Regions from separate parts of the Homo sapiens genome. Here region 2 is linked to region 1. A link is an interaction called in ENCODE POLR2A ChIA-PET data of the cell type or tissue named here. Cell type or tissue: OCI-LY7. All regions are shown on one strand. Links, peaks and the distances in the headings refer to the core of each region. The heading gives the core; the rest is flanking DNA. Region 1 overlaps VAPB (VAMP associated protein B and C). Region 2 overlaps ZNF831 (zinc finger protein 831).

What was found. Peaks named below come from ENCODE experiments on the same cell type or tissue, not always from the same donor. Only the 100,000 strongest peaks of a DNase experiment are listed, where the experiment ranks them.
Region 2: POLR2A ChIA-PET joins it to region 1 with 9 read pairs; 2 of 35 experiments call an interaction of 5 or more read pairs at or near these places.

Annotation. Positions count from the first base shown.
Region 1 is chr20:58,404,062-58,413,996 of GRCh38, forward strand. All of the region lies in intron 1 of VAPB (VAMP associated protein B and C), which reads left to right. Among named protein-coding and RNA genes, the nearest start is that of VAPB, 20 kb to the left of the region's middle. RefSeq lists enhancers at 9,036-9,827, 9,828-9,935. In OCI-LY7, for the core only: no CTCF peak of the experiment used is centred there; DNase peaks (open chromatin) are centred at 4,120 and 4,710; H3K4me3 peaks cover 815 bases; H3K27ac peaks cover 1,735 bases.
Region 2 is chr20:59,174,365-59,184,299 of GRCh38, forward strand. The region is part of intron 1 of ZNF831 (zinc finger protein 831); the gene reads left to right. Among named protein-coding and RNA genes, the nearest start is that of ZNF831, 16 kb to the left of the region's middle. In OCI-LY7, for the core only: CTCF peaks have their summits at 2,688 (motif pointing right) and 2,891; a DNase peak (open chromatin) is centred at 8,207; H3K4me3 peaks cover 965 bases; H3K27ac peaks cover 1,080 bases.

The sequences.
Region 1 (9,935 bases), core at 1,018-9,017:
ACCGTGACTCAACTTTCTGTCTCTATTTTTTCTGCCTGCTTCTCTCACCCTTTGGACTATACTTTATACAGTTTCCAGAGATATTTTTCTAAAAATTGAAATTTGATATCATTTCTTGGTTTAAAAACATTCATTGGCTCTCTAGATCTTACGGATAGGTTCGTGGCCCAAATTCTTAGGCCAGCAGCAAAACTCTTCAGAGTCAGGCCACACCGCATCTTTCCAGCCTCAGCTTCTTTCACCCCTCTCGTACCCCTTCCTCTTCAGCCATTTGATGCCCCCAGAAGCCCCTTATAGCGTTATCACACTGTACTTTCACCCAAGTTCCCTACAGCTCAAAGTGTACTTTGCGTTATCTGCTTTTCAGACTCCAGGGCTTGCCTCAGTGATCAGTTCCCTGTGCTCCTCACCCTCCCCTTTTGATAGGATGCTTTATAGATTACCTTTCATACAGTGTTCGATGCAGTTAGAGGTAGTATACTGCCCAGGAGTTAAGAGTGTGAACCCTAGATTTGCCATCTGAAAGTCATGTGTCCTTCAGTGATGCATTTAACCTCTCTGTGCCTCAAATTTCTCCCTCTGGGGTATGTTAGGAGTATACAAATTAACACATGTAAAGTGCTTAGAATAGATTGGTACTGTTAAATATGAGCTAACGTCACATTTGATATTTTTTTAAAAAGAAAAAATCATTATGGAGTCTCAGTCCTAGAGATTCTGATTCATTAATTCTGGATGGGCCCCAAGATTGTTCTGTGTATTCTGGGTGGGAGCTGCAGTGCCCTGTTTCTCTCTCTAGCTTGAGAGCCTAGCACAGCACCTGAACCATTCTCTTCATGGGTTACTTATTGAGTACCTGTAGTGTGCCAAGCATTGCTGAGAGGCCGAGATGAGAAAACTTTTACCTTGTGGAGCTCATCTTCTAGTGGAGAAGGTGTACATTAAATAAAAACAGAAAATATATATGATGTGGTGTCAGGCAGTAGGTGATAAATGGGAAAAAAACAACTAAAAACAATGCAAGATAAAGGGATTTGGGAATGGATTCAATTTTAAGTAGGGTAATTAGGGAAGGTCATTTAAGTAGGGTGATTAGGGAAGGTCATTTACCTGAGGAGGTGATATTTGAACTGAGACCTATATAAAATGAGTGTATGAACTGTGGAGACATTTGGGAAGAGCATTACAGACAGATGGAAGGGCAGGTGCAAGGTGATGATGAGCTTGGTGTGTTCAAGGAGCAGCAAGGTATGCCTGTGCTAGAGTGGTGGAGGGGCCTGCGGGGAGATGAGCTCAAAGAAGAGGGCAGGAGCCTTGCCGGTAGGCAGGCCACAGGAGGGACTTTGGATTTTGTTGTGAGATGGGAAGCCACAGAGGAATCTGAGCAGGAGTTTATTTTTATTTTTATTTTTATTTTTGGAGACAGAGTCTTGCTCTGTCGCCCAGGCTGGAGTGTAGTGGCGCGATCTCGGTTCACTGCAACCTCTGTCTCCCGGGTTCAAGCAATTCTCTTGCCTCAGCCTCCTGAGTAGCTGGGATTATGCCCAGCTAATTTTTTTATTTTTAGTAGACAGGGTTTCACCATGTTGCCCAGGCTGGTCTTGAACTCCTAAACTCCTGAGCTCAGGCCTCCCAAAATGCTAGGATTACAGGTGTGAGCCATCACGCCTGGCCAGGAGCCTTTTTTTTTTTTTTTTTTTTTTTTTTGAGACGGAGACTGGCTCTGTTGCCCAGGCTGGAGTGCAGTGGTGCGATCTCACTCGGCTCACTGTAACCTCCCCCTCCCAGTTCAAGCAATTCTCCTGCCTCAGCTTCCCAAGTAGCTGGGACTACAGGCATGTGCCACCACGCCTAAGTAATTTTTGTATCTTTAGTGGAGACAGGGTTTCTAGATTAAATGTAGAGGAATATAGAGGAATGTAGATTAAATGTAGAGGAAGAGAGACTGCTTTTGGCCTAAGCAGTTGGGTGAGTGGTGGTTTCTTTACTGAGATGAGAAGCATTGAGTTTGAGGGAGGAGAGTGGGACTCAAGAGTGCCGTTTGGACATGAGAAACTTGAGATGCTCAGTACACTTGCAACGAGAGATGTTAAATAGGTAGTTGAGTCTGGAGCTCAGGGGAGAGGGCCAGGCTGCAGATATAAATTTGGCAGTCAGCTTATTGTTGTGACATAGAACAGTAAGGAGTAATTTCTTCTGATTAAAGAGATTTGGTAAACCTTTCCAAAAGAGAAGACGTTTGAGCAAAACTTTGAAGAATGAGCATAATTTCCAAAGGCAGAGTAAGGGAAAAATAGAAAATATTTTTCATCCAAGTCTCACAGCCTTTCCCCTGGCCTCTTCTTGAGTTTAAGAAGCTGCTGACCTGGTTGATAATCTCTTATCACTGGTATAGCCACTTAGGTTCTTTATTGAAAAGGAACCAGAACAGATTACACACTAACTGATAAACCACGTTCTACTGTTTCTCATCGTTCACAGATTGAAAATTCCAGTTGGATCATCAAGGTGCAGAATGCTAAACTTGTTCTTCTCCCCTGTTCTGTATCTGGTGTGAATTGGATGTGTTGATTTTCGTATGGAGGCTTTTTCACATGCTGTCATCTCCACTAAAGATGGAACACTTTGGAGAAGTTTTACTTCTGTTGTTAATGACTTTTTGCACTTGAACTGTTAAAACAACTACAACCATGAGAAATTGGGACCCCATGCTATTTTATCACTCATACCCCTAACTTGAGCATATTATCTGTCTTGACTCATCCTGCTTTGTGTAAAATGTGAATCATGTTTTGTCACTCTTCTATTTAGATAGAATTTTATTTGCAGTAGAATATTGCTTATCTTTTTGTTTATTTTTGTGATTACTGTAATCAGAAATTTTGGTCTTTCAAGTAGAGAATAATTACTAGATGTTCGTTAGTCAATGGGATAAAGAATGCATTGAAAAAATTCAGTTTATTAAATCGTCTAAGATCCTTTTAGAACTGATGTAAAATTCATCTGTGAATAATCTTCTACTGCACGATAATATTAGTGCTGGATATAGATAGAATGTATGAAGCCTCAGCTCTTATATACTCCTTTTAGCCATTTTTCTATTACGAAAAAAAATCTAGTGTATTAAAGGAAAGTAGTGACAGTATTTATCTTTAGATGGTTTCTAGTATTTGAAGTTCATACAGAAGCTTTTGTCAGAATTGTACACATGGGTCTTTGTCTTGAGTTAATGAGACCACTGCAACTTTAAACATGTTTTGAGTGATAACCTTGATTTTTATAAATTATACAAGCATGACTATCAAGGCTGGTTTATCAGTTTTCAACAACTTTACAAGTCTGAACAAGTAGAAAATTATTTCAAAAGAACCTTGTTTGGATCTCACATAAACTACAGGTAGCTTTCTGTATATGAAAAAATTTTTAAGTACAGAAAAATACAGATAATATAAATACCCCAGTATGGAGTAACTAAATGTTAATAATTTGTTAGAAGACTCGTTTTAAATCTTTCTTTAATAAAACAAGTAAAACTTCACTAATAATTTATGGCATGTCTGTACTCCATATCTGCTGATTCATACGCCCTCCTTTTTTTTTTGTTTTTTTTTTAACTCCCCGGAGGAATTTAATGTGAACTATTTCCGTTTTTTTCTAGATCACTTAATGTAGTGTCATGGTGTATGGATGACTTAACATGTTTTTGAGACCTATCAACTGTTGAAATACAGATCTAGTTCATTCTTTTAAAGAGTTGTATAGTATTCCTTCATGAGATTTTAGAATTTTTATTGTAAGTAAGAGAATTCTTTATATATTTTCAATTCTGGCCATTCATCTGTTATATAAACTGCAAATATCTTAGTTTTCCAGGCTGTTCCTTACTAACTTTGTATTTTTTTTCAGGTAGCTTTCCTGAGTTTGATCTTAGGAATTCTTAAAATACAGTAGCATGTCTTCCAGTTTAGTTTTCCCACCCATGGAGGTGGTGGCAGGCTGAGTTTTGTTTCTTTCTGCTCTGAAAGACCTAGGAAACTAGTGAATTGAGTAAGCACCCTGCAAGTCTGGTATAGTCTATTTCAATCAAGTTGGCTTCTGGTGTGCCTTTGATGGCATCATCAGTGAGAGTTCTTGGTGTTGATTTCTCTTGCTGCAATAACAGGTGTGATGTTTCTCAGTAGCTGGCTGGCTCCCGAGGATACCAGGAGAATACTTTATTAATTTAAAACACTGCATTCTAAGAGTTCTTCAGGAAAGTTATGTGTCTATGGGTAGGGTTGTTTTTATGTGGTTATTTCAAAATAAGAGCTATACAATCAGGCTTTCTGCTGGAATATTGGAATATAATGTCTGCCATTTAAACACATTGGTTGCAAAGCTTTAAAGCTTTATTTTTGTTTCTAAAGCATTGATTTAATGTGTGAGCTAACAATTCGATCAAGAAAATAGATTTTTAAGAAAACTTCTCCAGTGTCCTTATTCTTGAGTTCATGGTTATTTAACAGCTCACTCTCTTCGAATATCTGTTAGTATGGTATCTTTCATTTTTTAGGGAGGGGGCAACTTTAAAAAAAAACACCATAGAATAATTATGATGAAAGCATTATTGACACAGTGAGCATTTTTAATACCTTCAACCTGTATATAAGCAGCACAAATTTAGAGTGATTTCAGATCCGGGTTTTGAAGTAGGTGTCTGTTTACAGGAAATGCAGCAGAATCAGAGTACAATGACCTCTGAGGAAGTCTCGTATTCATGCAGCATACATTTTTACTATGTTTGTGGCACTGTTCTAGTTTGGAGGATCTGGTGATGAATAGGACAGACACCCCCCCCCCCCACCCCGCCCCCCACTCCATGTGGAAACAGGAAAGGAACAAACAAAATATGTCCTATGCAGAAGATGAAAAGGGTGTAATGCTGGAACAGGAGCAGCAGTAGTCTCAGTATTTATTCACCCAGAGCCTGGATGTGCTTACAGAGGGTGCATAGAGGAAGAATACAGCCATTGTGTGAAGTAGATGGAAGCATGGCATGGCTATTTGTTCATTCAGCAAATATATTATTGAGCATCTGTTCTATGCCTGCAAGTGCTCTAGGTGCTGATGATCAGTAATGAACAAGAGGGACAAAAAAGTCTGTGTTGATGGAGTTTCCATTCTAGAAGGGGAAGATTTACATAAACAAGAAAAGAAATAATGTGGGGATTGGTGCACTGCAGATGGGTATAGAACGCAGAAAGCAATAGGATACTTTTTAATGTAAATAGACTGTCAAAGGGTAAAATTTAAAAATATTAATAAGATATCCAACAGATTTTGCTTTAGAATGTCCGTGTCCCTCCATTTTAGTGTATTTTTCCCACATAGAGAGTCTACTGTATTGAAACCTCAAGCACACTTTTATTGTCTTAACAAAATCCATCAAAAGTCATAGGCTTCTGGAGACAGATTATTACCTTCCCAGAAGGTAATCTTTTTAGAGTTGAAGTGAAATATGGTAATTTGTTTTTTGGAGAGGCTGTGAAAAGGAGAGATACTGTACCTAATTTGTGTTTGCAAGAGTATAAAATAATATAGCTTTTTTTATGCAGAGTGGAAAAAACTGTTGTGAAGCTAATAACTTTAAACTTGTATCTGGAAAGCTGAGACCTGATAGATTATATATCAAATTGGTATACAACTTATTTGGTAACATATATAGGTTGAGTTTCAAAGTATTGTAGCTACATCAGAAGATAAATAACAAAGGAAGGATATGTATTTGTGAAACCAGAATTTCATGAACTCTAGAAAAGGAAGAGGAGCAATCACTTTGCACAACAAAGAATCTTTATTCATATACACACACACACACACACACACACACACACAATACAGATAGATATTTTCAAAATCTCAATAATATTTAATATTAGAAATGTTAAGGGGGATACTACCGAAAGTGAATTAATATAAAAGACCAAATGCTTTTTCCCCTTCCTTTTTTTAAAAAAAATATAGTTTAGAACAGTTTTAGGTTCACACAAAAACTGAGCAGAAAGTATGCACAGAGTTCTCTTGTAACTCCTACCCCACACATGCATCATAACCCCCTCCACTGCCAACATCCTACACTGAGAGGTACATTGGTTACCATTGGTGAACCTACATTGACATGTCATTGTTAGCCAGAGTCCGTAGTCTGCGTTAGTATTCATTTCTAGTGTTGTACATTCTGTGAGTTTTTACAAATGTATAATGACATGTATCCACCATTATAATATCAGAGTAGTTTCAGTTTTACTGTCCTAAAACTGCTCTATGCTCCTTGTGTTCTTTCCTCCCTTAAATTTTATCAACACCGTATTTATTTATTTATTTATTTATTTTGATAACAGAGTCTTGCTCCATCACACAGGCTGGAGTGCAGTGGAGCGATCTTCGCTCACTGTAACCTTCGCCTCCTGGGTTCAAACTGTTCTCCTGCCTCAGCCCCCCGAGTTGCTGGGATTACAGGTGTGTGCCCCCACACCTAGCCAATTTTTGTAGTTTTATTAGAGATGTGGTTTCACCATACTGGCCAGGCTGGTCTCGAACTCCTGATGTCAAGTGATCCGCCCCCCCGCCCCACTCAGCCTCCCAAAGTGCTGGATTATAGGCGTGAGCCACCATGCCTGGCCAACACCTTATCTTTTTATTGTCTCTGTAGTTTTGCCTTTTCCAGAATGTCATAGAGTAAAATCATACAGTATGCTACCTTTTCATACTGACTGCTTTCACTCAGGAATATGCATTTAAGGCTCCTCCGTGTCTTTTCATGGCTTTATAGCTCATTTCTTTTTAGCACTGAGCACTATTTCAGTGTCTGGATATACCACAGTTTATTTTATCCACTCACAAAATGCTTCTGCATTTTGGCAGTTATGAATAAAGCTGCTATAAACATCCATGTGCAGGTGTTTGTGTGGATATAAGTTTTCAACTTACTTGGGTAAATACCAAGGAGGGTGATTGCTGGATTGTATGGTAAGAATATGTTTAGTTTTGTAAGAAACTGCTAAATGGTCTTTCAAAGTGTCTGTGCACCGTTTTTCATTCCCACCAGCAGTGAATGAGAGTTCCTGTTGTTCCACATCCTCACCAACACTTGGTATTGGTAGTATTTTAGAATTTGGCCATTCTAAAACTCAACAATAAGAAAATGAACAAATGTGTAATAGTATCTCATTGGACATCTTTTCTATTTTTGTTTTTCTGAGATGGAGTCTTACTCTGTCGCCCAGGCTGAAGTGCAGTGGCACAGTCTTGGCTCACTGCAACCTCTGCCTCCCGGGTTCAAGTGATCCTCCTGCCTCAGCCTCCCCAGTAGCTGGGACTACAGGCATGGGCCACCACACCTGGCTACTTTTTGTATTTTCAGTAGAGACAGGGTTTCACCATGTTGGCCAAGCTGGTCTCGAATTCCTGACCTCAGCTGATCCACCCGCCTTGGCCTCCTGATTACAGGCGTGAGCCACCGCACCCGGCCAGACATCTTTTCGTATGTTTATTTGCTTTCTGTACGTTTTTGGTGAGGTGGCTGTTCAGATCTTTTGCCCATTTTAAAATTAGGTTGTTCATTTTATTTTATTTTATTTTTATTATTTTTTGAGACGGAGTCTCTTTCGCTCTGTCACCCAGACTGGAGTGCAGTGGCACGATCTCAGCACATTGGAAGCTCCGCCTCCCTGGTTCAGGCCATTCCCCTGCCTCAGCCTCCAGAGTAGCTGGGACTACAGGTGCCCACCACCACGCCCGGCTAATTTTTTTGTATTTTTAGTAGAGACGGGGTTTCACCGTGTTAGCCAGGATGGTCTCGATCTCCTGACGTTGTGATCCACCCGCCACAGCCTCCCAAAGTGCTGGGATTACAGGCATGAGCCACTGTGCCCAGCCTTCATTTTCATATTATTGAGTTTTAAGAGTTCTTTGTATAGTTTGGTTGACAGTATTTTATTCAGGTATGTTTTTAGCAAATATTTTCTCCTGGCTTGTGGCTTGTCTTCTGCAGAACAGATGTTTTTATTTTTAATGAAGTCTAGCTAATCAGTTATTTTTTTCATGGATTTTGTTTTGGTGTTGTAAGTAGTCATCTCCAAATCCAAGGCCATCTAGATTTTATTCTGTCATCCTGTAGGAGTTTTATAGTTTGGGGTCTAAATATACTTTAGCCTTTATTTTTCTGGTAGAATTGCTAAGTTAAAAGTAAAATTATGGCTGGGCGTGGAGGCTCACACCTCTAATCCCAGCACTTTGGGATGCCAAGGTGGGTGGATCATTTGAGGTCAGGAGTTTGAGACCACCCTAGCCAATGTAGTAAAACCCTGTCTCTATTAAAAATACAAAAATTAGCCAGGTGTGGCATATGCCTGTGGTCCTAGCTACTTGGGAGGTTGGGGCATGAGAATCGCTTGAACCTGGGAGGTGGAGGTTGCAGTGAGCCAAGATCGTGCCACTGCACTCCAGCCTGGGTGACAGAGTGAGACTCTGTCTCAAAAAAAAAAAAAAGGTAAAATTATATATTTACTCCTTAAAAACTTCTATCTTGCCATTTAGTAGATAGGATGTTATGCTATGCTTGAGGTAATACAGATAGGTAAGGCCTAGATTGAGTTTTCAGTTCACTGGAAATTTTCATTATTACTTTTTATAATTTGATGGGACATGAACTTTTAAATTATTCTTTTGTAAAGATAGTATTTACATTTCCTGAAGGGAAGCGTTTTAATTTTTCTTCCATGGCTCTTGAATGAATAATTACAGAAAAGCATTTAAATCATATGTAGATCAGGAGACTGTTTAAAGATTTAATGGAATACTTTTCCCATAAAATGCTCTTAGGTTTCCTGACAAGTTTATTCAGCCATTTTTTTATGACATTTTCAACACCTGGAACCTGACCTCTTCATGTTGTGCTGGATTGTGACGGTCTTTGACCTTCAAACCAGAACTTTATACATCTTAAGGCCCAATTTTTGTAATTAAGAGTAAAAAGCAACTATTTCTTCTTTCACTTTTAATGGTATGCAAGTTTTTGCTGGTATTGTATTTGCCTTCTTTTTTTTTTTTTTTTAATTTATTTTTTATTGATAATTCTTGGGTGTTTCTCACAGAGGGGGATTTGGCAGGGTCATAGGACAATAGTGGAGGGAAGGTCAGCAGATAAACAAGTGAACAAAGGTCTCTGGTTTTCCTAGGCAGAGGACCCTGCGGCCTTCCGCAGTGTTTGTGTCCCTGGGTACTTGAGATTAGGGACTGGTGATGACTCTTAACGAGCATGCTGCCTTCAAGCATCTGTTTAACAAAGCACATCTTGCACCGCCCTTAATCCATTTAACCCTGAGTGGACACAGCACATGTTTCAGAGAGCACAGGGTTGGGGGTAAGGTCACCGATCAACAGGATCCCAAGGCAGAAGTTTTCTTAGTACAGAACAAAATGAAAAGTCTCCCATGTCTACTTCTTTCTACACAGACATGGCAACCATCCGATTTCTCAATCTTTTCCCCACCTTTCCCGCCTTTCTATTCCACAAAGCCGCCATTGTCATCCTGGCCCGTTCTCAATGAGCTGTTGGGCACACCTCCCAGACGGGGTGGTGGCCAGGCAGAGGGGCTCCTCACTTCCCAGTAGGGGCGGCCGGGCAGAGGCGCCCGTCACCTCCCGGGTGGGGCCGCTGGCCGGGCGGGGGGCTGACCTCCCCACCTCCCTCCCGGACGGGGCAGCTGGCCGGGCGGGGGGCTGACCCCGCCACCTCCCTCCCAGATAGGGCGGCTGGCCTGGCAGAGGGGCTCCTCACTTCCCAGTAGGGGCGGCCGGGCAGAGGCGCCCCTCACCTCCCGGATGGGGCGGCTGGCCGGGTGGGGGGCTGACCTCCCCACCTCCCTCCCGGACGGGGCAGCTGGCCGGGCGGG
Region 2 (9,935 bases), core at 597-8,596, 770 kb after region 1:
GGTATTACATTTTATATATATGGAACTTATCATAGTCTGCTGGTGTCGTTATTTTACCAGTTGGAGTGAAGAGTAGAAATCTCACCTCCATTTATGCCCTCACATTTAGAATTATCTTAAATATTTCCTTTACATACATTTAGAACCATATCAGACAGTGTTATAATTTTTGTTTCAGCCACCAAACATGATTAAGAAAACTTGCTCGGGAGTGTTGGCTCATGCCTGTAATCCCAGGACTTTGGGATGCCAAGGCAGGAGGATTGCTTGAGCCCAGGAGGTTGAGGCTGCAGTGATCCATGTACGCACCACTGATCAATGTATGTGCACTCCAGCCTGGGTGACAAAGCAAGACCCTGTCTCAAAAACAAAAAAAACAAAAAACAAAACAAACAAAAAAACACCCCAAAACAAAAAAGAAAAACTCAAAAGGGAATGTTTTTACCCACTTTTTTACTGTTTCCATTGTTCTTTTTTCCTTCCTGATGTTCCAAGTTTCTCTTTTTGTTACATCCTTTCTGTTTAGAGAACTTTCATTCTTTGAGGGTGGGCCTGCTGGTGACAGATTCTATTTGTTTTCATTTATTTGCGAATATCTTGATTTCCCCTTCATTCCAGGAGGATATTTTCACCGGATATAAAATTTTGGGCTGACACTTCCTTTCCATCAGCTCTTGAAAAATGTGATACCCTTTTCTACTTGCCTCCAAGTTTCTGATGAGAACCTGCTTTCATTAGAATTGTTTTTTCTGTAGCTAAGGCATTGTTTCTCACTTGCTTCTTTCAATATTTTTTATCTTTAGAGTTCAGGAGTTTGACTATGACGTGCTTTGGTGTGGATTTCTTTGGGTTTATCCTGGTGGTGGGGGTGGGGGTGGGTGGTTCTCTCAGCTTCCTGAACTTGTAGCTTTATGTCTTCTGCCAAATTGAAGCTCCTGAACATTATTTGAGCACTTTTTAAGCTCATCTTCTTTCTCTTCTCCTTCCCAGGCTCTGATGATAGGAATATTAGACCTTTTGTTAGTGCCATGGGTCCCTGAGGCTGTTCATTTTTTTTTTATTTTTTTTAATTTTCATCCTGTTTTCTCTCTGTTGCTCAGATTGGGTAATTTCCATTGTCCTATCTTCAAGTTCACCGATTCTTTTTTTCTGTCCTGTCCATTTTGCTGTTGAGGGCATCCACTGAGTTTTTACATTTTTGATTATAGTATTTTTCATTTCTATTATTTCCATGTAGTTCTTCTTTTATCTTCTATGTCTTTGCTGGGGCTTTCTATGTTTCCTTTGTTTCAAGCATATTTGTAAGTGTTCATGGGAACATTTTCATGATGGCTGCTTCATAGCTGTCAGGGAATCCCAGCACCTCTTGCATATTGGTGTTGGCATCTGTGCATTGTCTTTTTCCTTTCAGTTTGAGGTCTTCTTGGTTCGTGGTATGACAAATGATTTTTAATTGAGACTTGGACATTTTGGGCATTATGGTATGAGAGTCTGGGTTTAGTGACCCTTCTGTGTTAGCTGGCTTCCTTTGCTACTGCTCTGACTGGGGAAGAGATGAGTGGAAGTTGAGGTTCCCTACTCAGCCTCTGTTGGTACTCATTGGGAAGGCCCTGTTACCTCCTGGGAAGGATAGTAGCACTGGCTTTCTGCCAGGCCTTTACTGACATTTCCCTGTCTGGAAGAGCTAGGAATGCCTTATTATTGCCTCCCACAGAAAGAGGGAGTGGATTAACACACTGTGGCACACCCACACCGTAAAACAGGACTTGGCAAGGAAAAGGAATGAATGATTGGAGCACACAACAGCTTGGATGGCTCTCAAAGGTATTGTCCTGAATGAAAGAAGCTGGACCAAAAAAGCCGCATAATATGTGGTTGCATTTATAGGACATTCTGGAAAAGACAAACTTATAGGGACAGAAAACAGATCTGTGGTTGCCAGAGGCTGGAGGTGGAGGAAGGGATTGACCAGAGAGGGAGGCATGATTTGGGGATGTGATGGCCTTCTTGATTATGTTGGTTGTTACACGACTGTATTTACTTGTCAAAATTCACAGAACTGTACACTAAAGAGGGTGCATTTTACTGTATGTAAATTGTACCTTAATTAAAAAAATACATCCCATTGAGAGATGGAGAAATTTGAGGAACATGATCTCTTGCCACCTGTCAGTCTGCAGCCATAGAATCATGTTGGGTCCTAACTGACATACCTTTTCTGAGTAACCCCCCTAGACCCACTGTAACACGCATGTGTATTTCGCTTTAGTGCGTACATTATGTCCATTTATAAAGAGTGCCTATCCATACCTTGTAGTTCTGACATGGGCAGTTTAAGAGGTAGGGTTAACTCATATAATATTCTGAATCACGTCAGTATTTGGGACGCTTCTTCCTACCCTTTATTTGAATTCAGCACTGCATCTGTTTGCTATTTTCCTGGATAATTATTGTAATTATATAAAAGAATAACCATCATCAATACAATATTCTGAATTCATTATTTCACATCCTAAACAAATCTGTTGATAGCCTGCTAGGCAATCACGAATCGTGGTGCTATGTAACATTTTATTTTGTGTTCTAAGCCACGAGGAATCAAGATAAACCTCCAACACAGCCAGGCCCATACTGGAAAGATCTGCCCTTGGCACACAACAGCCAGCAGAGGTCACCTTCCAAGTGGCCCTCAGTGGTGGAAGGAGAGCAGTTCTGGATGGCAGTTCTCATCCTTGTGCTGGCCTTGTCTTCTGTCCAGCAATAAAGCTTTAGGCTTTGCTTTCTCCATTTGCCGTGGAGGAGAGTAACAGTCACAGCAGTAATCAAGACAGGCGTCTTGTCATTTAATTAAGCATGGCATCCCTAGTATCCATAATTTCAGGTCATTAGGTACCCAGACATTGTTCTCTCCATTTTGCAGATGAGGAAACAAAAGCCCAGGGAAATAGTATACTTGCCCAGAAAGAATTTAAAAAAATATTGTTGAGCAGGCTAGCGTCTGTGGGTGCAGTTCCTCTGATTCAGTGTGTCATGCCGCAAACATGCCAGGCACATTCCCACCTCAGGGCCTTTGCACTGGCTGTTTGCATCCATTGGCCTTTGCATTGCAGGAAACACTCTTACCCCAGGTACCAGCATGGCTCATTCCACCACTAGGTTCCCATGTTAAAACCAGGCAAGTCTAGGACAAACTAGGACGAGTTGGTATACAGTAGACCAGTAAATGAAAGAGCTTGTGTTATGGAGCTGACATTCTTGTTAGGGATGCTCACCTGGCCCATCTCATTTAAAATTGCACTCTTCCCTCACTGGCTGGACGAGGACGGTCTCTCCTGGGATTGCTTGGCTCAGCTCCACATGGTCGCTCATCCTCCTGGGAGCTCATCTGGGCTTGTTCTCATGGCAGAAGCAGAGCAGAAGCGTGCAAGCTTCTTGGGACCTAGGCACACCATCCCTAATGTGACACGATGTTGCCTGGAGTTGAGGAGTGGAGAAAAAGTCTCCAGATCTTGATGGGAGGAGTAGCAAAGTGCCCTTGCAGAAGCCACAGAAACAGAAAGGTGTGAAGAAGCGAGGCTGTTTTTCCGATCTGCTCACAGTACTTCTCAGTACCTCCAACTCAGCCAGTTTTTCTTTTGGTTTTGAATTTTGTCTTATTTCCTGGTTTAATCAACAGATGCGGCGAGAAGCTTGTATTTTTGGCACATGTTGTACCAAAAATACTGGAAACACTGGAGTCGTGTTTAGCAGTAGCTGTGAGGGCCATGTGGGGCTGAGCCTGCTTGAGGGAACCAGGGCTTCAAGCCCCCTCCTTTCACTTGGGCATTATGAGTTGACAGCTAGGAGCATTACCAAGTGGTGGAAATTGTTATTTTCTTATGCAGCCTGTGAGGTTGAATTCAAGTGAATTAAATTTGCACGTTAAGGGACTCTGCTGTATAAACCTTTGGGAATTTCTGAGAAGTAGACCAGAACAGCATGGTTTGGCTCAAGTAAGTGAGGAACCTCTTCAGAGGAGTTTCACATAAAAATGCCTTCCCTTTTTCTCAAATGTGATAATTTAAGTCAGGCCATTTCTTTATAGTCTTATCTAAGGCTATAATTCATTCACTCAACCAATATTTATTGAACACCTGCTATGTGCCAGGTAGTATACAGGGCCCTGGGCCATCCTGGGTCAGTGATGGATACTATGCAGTCATTCAGTATAATGGTTCAGAAAGAGTCTCATGCCTTGAAAAAAATGTATTAATAACTCACTCTACAACTTGGATATACTAAAAGAAAATATTCCTTTACTTTTCCATAGCTGATCGGATCTTCTCTAAGATCAGTGGGAGTGGAAGAAAAAACATGTATTTATTGATTCCATTAGGCTTTTACTTTGGCCAGGCATGTTTACAGTTCATTTGAGTATCACATGATGCCATGGGGGAGGTGTCAATATTTTTCCATTTTACAAACAAGAAAACCGAGTCCTAGGGAGGCTGTGCAGCTCATCTGAGTCACAGGACTTGGAAATGCATGGTGGGATTTGGGTCGTCCTCCAGAGCCCGCTCTCTTTTAAACACTCTATCAAATAAACACCCAGTCTCCTTATGTCCCCATATGTCGTGTCCTTTTACCCATCCTCCACCCCCAGCATGAAGGACTTGAAGGGCGGGGGGTCCACCCTGGAGCCCTCATTACAGAGCACCTCTTCCCACTAGTTGTCCCCACCCTGGCACACTGTGAGCTCCACGACAGACTCTGTTCATATCATGGGAGGACCACAGTGGCTCAGGACAGTGCAGCCCTGGGGCACCCACTGCCCGACCGTGCCTCACACCAGGTCACACATGGACAGCCTGTGAAGACGACTCTTTATAGAGTCCATCAATGGGAAGTTGGGGGATAGCCCTGGTGTTACCCCCGCTTGTACCTGCTCCTCTCTGGTTGAAGCCTGACCCTCCCACTTGCCTTCCTCCTCCGCACCCATCCGCTTCTCACTACAGTCCAGCGAAGGGCAGAGCTTCCTTTCACATCCTGGATTTGTTTCCTGAGCCTGCAGTAACAAATGACCACACACTGGGGGGCTCACAGCAACAGAATGGATTTTCTCACAGTGCAGGAGACCAGCGGCCTGAAATCAAGGCATCCTTGATTTTTAGAGGGAGGGGCCACCCTCCCTCTAAAGCTCTGGGTGGGAGAGGGCAAGGGAGGGTCCTTCCTGGCCTCTTTCAGTTCCTGGTGGCTCCAGGCATTCCCTGGCTTGTGGCTGGATTTTGCCCCATCTCTGCCTCCGTCCTCGCGTGGGTCTTCGCATGGCCTACCCCCTGGGTCCCTGCATCCTCTCCTTTTCTTATAAGGACACCATCAGTCACTGGATTTAGGGACCCCACTAAATCCAGTGTGATACCATTTTGAGATCCTTAACTTAATGATATCTGCAAAGACCCTATTTCCAAATAAGGTCCCAATCGCAGGTAGTAGGGGCAGGACTTGGATGCTATTTTGGAGAATACGATTCAACCCACCATGCTTCCCTTACATAAAGCTGCCCTCACCTATCAGGCAGCTAGGCCCATATCTTTGCTGTGCCACTGTTAGAGGGGCATCTTCTCTACAGGAGAGTTGTGGGCACAGGTCCTCCCTCCTTGGAGCGTGAAATATTAAACAAAGAGTGAAGGTAATTTTGAAAAACTCTTCACTCTCATAAACAATATCTGGCTTTCTAGACGATCATTTTATTTTATTTTATTTTGAGACAGAGTGTCACTCTCACCCAGGCTGGAGTGCAGTGGTGTGATCCTAGCTCACCGTAGCCTCAACCTCCTCAGTTCAAGCGGTTTTCCCACCTCAACCTCCTGAGTAGCTGGGACCACAGGCGTGTACCACCATGCCTGCCTAATTATTTATTTTTTGTAGAGATGGGGGTCTCACTATGTTGCCCAGGCTGGTCTCAAGCTCCCAGGCTCAAGCACAGATGATCATCTTATGAGAAATCTTTTTTATTTTTTATTTTACTTTAAAAGTTCTGGGATACATGTGCAGAACGTGCAGGCTTGTTACATAGGTATACATGTGCCATGGTGGTTTGCTACACACATCAACTTGTCATCTAGGTTTTAAGCCCTGCATGCGTTAGATATTTGTCCTAATGGTCTCCCTCCCCTTCCCCCCCGGCAACCCCACGACAGGCTCTGGTGTGTGATGTTCCCCTCCCTGTGTACATGTGTTCTCATTGTTCAACTCCCACTTATGAGTGAGAACATGCAGTGTTTGGTTTTCTGTTCCTGTGTTAGTTTGCTGAGAATGATGGCTTCCAGCTTCATCCATGTCCCTGCAAAGGACATGAACTCATTCTTTTTTATGGCTGCATACTATTCCATGGTGTATATGTGCCACATTTTCTTTATCCAGTCTATCACTGATGGGCATTTGGGTTGGTTCCAAGTCTTTGCTATTGTAAATAGTGCTGCAATAAACATATGTGTGAATGTATCTTTATAGTAGAATGATTTATAATCCTTTGGGTATATACCCAGTCATGGGATCGCTGGGTCAAATGGTATTTCTGGTTCCAGATCCTTGAGGAATCGCCACATTGTCTTCCACAATGGTTGAACTAATTTACACTCCCACCAACAGTGTAAAAGCATTCCTATTTCTCCACAGCCTTGTCAGCATGTGTTGTTTCCTGACTTTTTAATAATTGCCATTCTAACTGGCACGAGATGGTATCTCATTGTGGTTTTGATTTGCATTTCTCTAATGACCAGTGATGATGATCTTTTTTTCATATGTTTGTTGGCCGCATAAATTGTTTTCTTTTGAGAAGTATCTGTTCATATCCTTCGCCCACTTTTTGATGGGGTTGTTTTCCTCTTGTAAATTTGTCTAAGTTCCTTGTAGATTCTAGATATTAGACCTTTGTCAGATGAGTAGCTTGCAAAAATTTTCTCCCATTCTGTAGGTTGCCTGTTCACCCTGATGATAGCTTCTGTTGTTGTGCAGAAGCTCTTTAGTTTGATTAGATCCCATTTGTCAATTTTGGCTTTTGTTGCAATTGCTTTTGGTGTTTTAGTCATAAAGTCTTTGCCCATGCCTGTGTCCTGAATGGTATTGCCTAGGTTTTCTTCTAGGGTTTTTATGGTTTTGGGTTTTACATTTAAGTCTTTAATCCATCTTAATTTTTGTATAATGTGTAAGGAAGGGGTCCAGTTTCTGCTTTTTGCATATGGCTAGCCAGTTTTCCCAGCACCATTTAATAAATAGGGAATCCTTTCCCCATTGCTTATTTTTGTCAGGTTTGTCGAAGATCAGATGGTTGTAGATGTGTGGTGTTATTTCTGAGGTCTCTGTTCTGTTCCCTTGGTCTATATATCTGTTTTGGTACCAGTACCATGCTGTTTTGGTTACTGTAGCCTTGTAGTATAGTTTTTCTCATTCTGTGAAGAAAGTCACTGGTAGCTTGATGGGAATAACATTGAATCTATAAATTACTTTGGGCAGTATGGCCATCTTCATGATATTAATTTTTCCTTTCCATGAGCATGGAATGTTTTTCCATTTGTTTGTGTCCTCTCCTATTTCCTTGAGCAGTGGTTTGTAGTTCTCCTTGAAGAGGTCCTTTATGCCAATCTTATTCTGCATGCCAGCCCAGGCTTCCCTGTTCTCTCTGTCTTTCTTCACTGGAAGGAATATACTTCTCAACTCCTTGATCTTGGGTGAATCCCTCCATCTCTCAGCGCCTTATTCCTCTTGTTAGATTAATAACAGCACCTCCCTGCTGCGTGGATTAGATGGCTTAGGGCATGTGTAGACCTTGGGCCTGTGGCCTGGACATGGTGTCACATAAAGGTCAGCTCCCTGTGCTGTGAACCTGCAAAGCTTAGGCAGAAGATGTCTCAGGCAGATCAAGGTAATACTGATGGGCTTGGGAAAAAGAAAAAGAGAAAATTAGCTGAATAATTTTCAGCAGATTTTTCCCATTTTGCATTATGCTGTGATCAGTGCTTATAGGTAGCATCTGTTTAATCCTCGTTATCCACATTTTACAAATGAAAATCCTGAGGTTAGGGAACTTGCTGAGCTTCACAGGGAGGGGGTAAGTGGCAAAACCAGAACTCAAACCCAGGCTTTTTTCTTCTTCCACCAAGAAGACAGGGGACGGGGATGGCTGAGCGCAGCTGGCAGGCCCTCCCTCTTGCCAAAGCCAACCTGACATCAAGCTTCTCCTTCCACACATCTGCAACCGATTGACCATCTACAGGGAAACCACGTAATTTGTGTATGAAAATTAGGCAATTGCAGGGGACACTCCTCTCCTCCAACTTGCCTAAGCTTTCTGCACACTGTGTGTTTGTTTGTAAACTCTCTTCTGGCCTGCTCCTTTATCATAATTGTTTAGGCAAAACATATTTTGTCACTAAACAGAATGAATTTGGGTGAAGTCATAGTGGGAACTAACATGTGTTTGGCCCTGACAGGAAGTGGGCAGCCTCCCCTGCTTTTAGGGAGGCGTTGTTTCTAACCAGCTATTCTCACCCTCAGAGACCCTTCCAGACCCTTCTAGAATCTGACAAAAGTTAGGGCTGCTCTTGCTCTCTGGGAACATTCACCTGCGCACATAAGGTAAGTTGTAATTTCCCTTTGGGTCCTGGCTGGCCTAGATGCACATTCAAGTGGGTGGGCGACTGAGAGGGGTTTCAATGTGGGGCCATTTACCAAGTGTGGGCCTGGTTCTGGGAAGTTGGGGCACCTGAGGGCTGGCAGCAGTGGGGGAGTGTTACCCACTCCAGGCATGAGAGGCCAACGTGGGAACCGTGGTTGGACCTAGAGAGGGCCACCTAACGAAAGTCTGTCCCTGAGTAGAGGGACAAAGGCCACCTTGGAGCCAGGCCTGACCTTACCCTCCTGCCTGGACTTGCCAGCACCTCCCTTTGGGCAAGCCTAGCTGGGTGCTAGTGGACTAGGGAGCATGTTGCTGCAGCCTTGCAGGTACAGGGTCTACACCAAGGGTGTATCAGGTGAAGACTGTAAGTTAGGCAGGTGCTTTTCAAAGTAGAGGACCATACCACTCAGGTGTGCGAGAGCATGCATGGTGGCCTACAGATACATATTTGAAAAATTTTAATAGGTATTTATGTTAATGGTTCGTAGGGAAAATTGATCTTCTCTTTTTGGTGATGATTGATTCAGTATCCCCACCGCCCGCTTTTATGCCCAATTATTACAAGTATTTATTTCTTTTGGCCCCCTCGTTCCTGCAGTAGGCAAAACATGACATCATGGTTTATACCTTGCATTTCTTGGCTGATGAGGATAACTATCTTTTCACATCTCTTTTAAAAAACTGTTTTGATTTAAAACAATTTTCGAAGTTAATAGACAATTTTTAAGAGTAGTTTTAGGTTTGCAGAAAAATGAGGAGAAAGTACAGAGACCTCCCATCCACCTCTTTCAGCCTGTGTCCCCACTGTTTTCCCTGTTGTGAGCATCTTGCAAATGAGGGTGGTGCATTGGTTGCAACTGGTGAACCCACTGAGAGACACCAAAGTCCATAGTCTACACTAGGGTTCTCTCTTGGTATTGCATGTTCCATGAGTTTTGACAAATGTATAGTGGCAAGTATTTGGTATTACAGGATCAGAACAATCCCTTTCACTCCACCCACCTCTTCATCCCCTCCTCCCCCAACCCCTGGCAACCCCTGACCTTTTCACTGTCTCCATAGTTTTGCCTTTTCCAGAAGGTCATACAGTTGGAACCACACAAGACAAAGTCTTTTCAGATTGGCTTCTTTCACTTAGGAACATGCATTTAAGTTTCCTCTCTGTCTTTCTGTGGCTTGCCAGCTTATTTGCTAGCTTATTTCTTTTTATCGATGAATAATATTCCATTGTCTGGATGTGTGTTTACTGATGTTTACTGAAGGACATCTTGCTCACGTC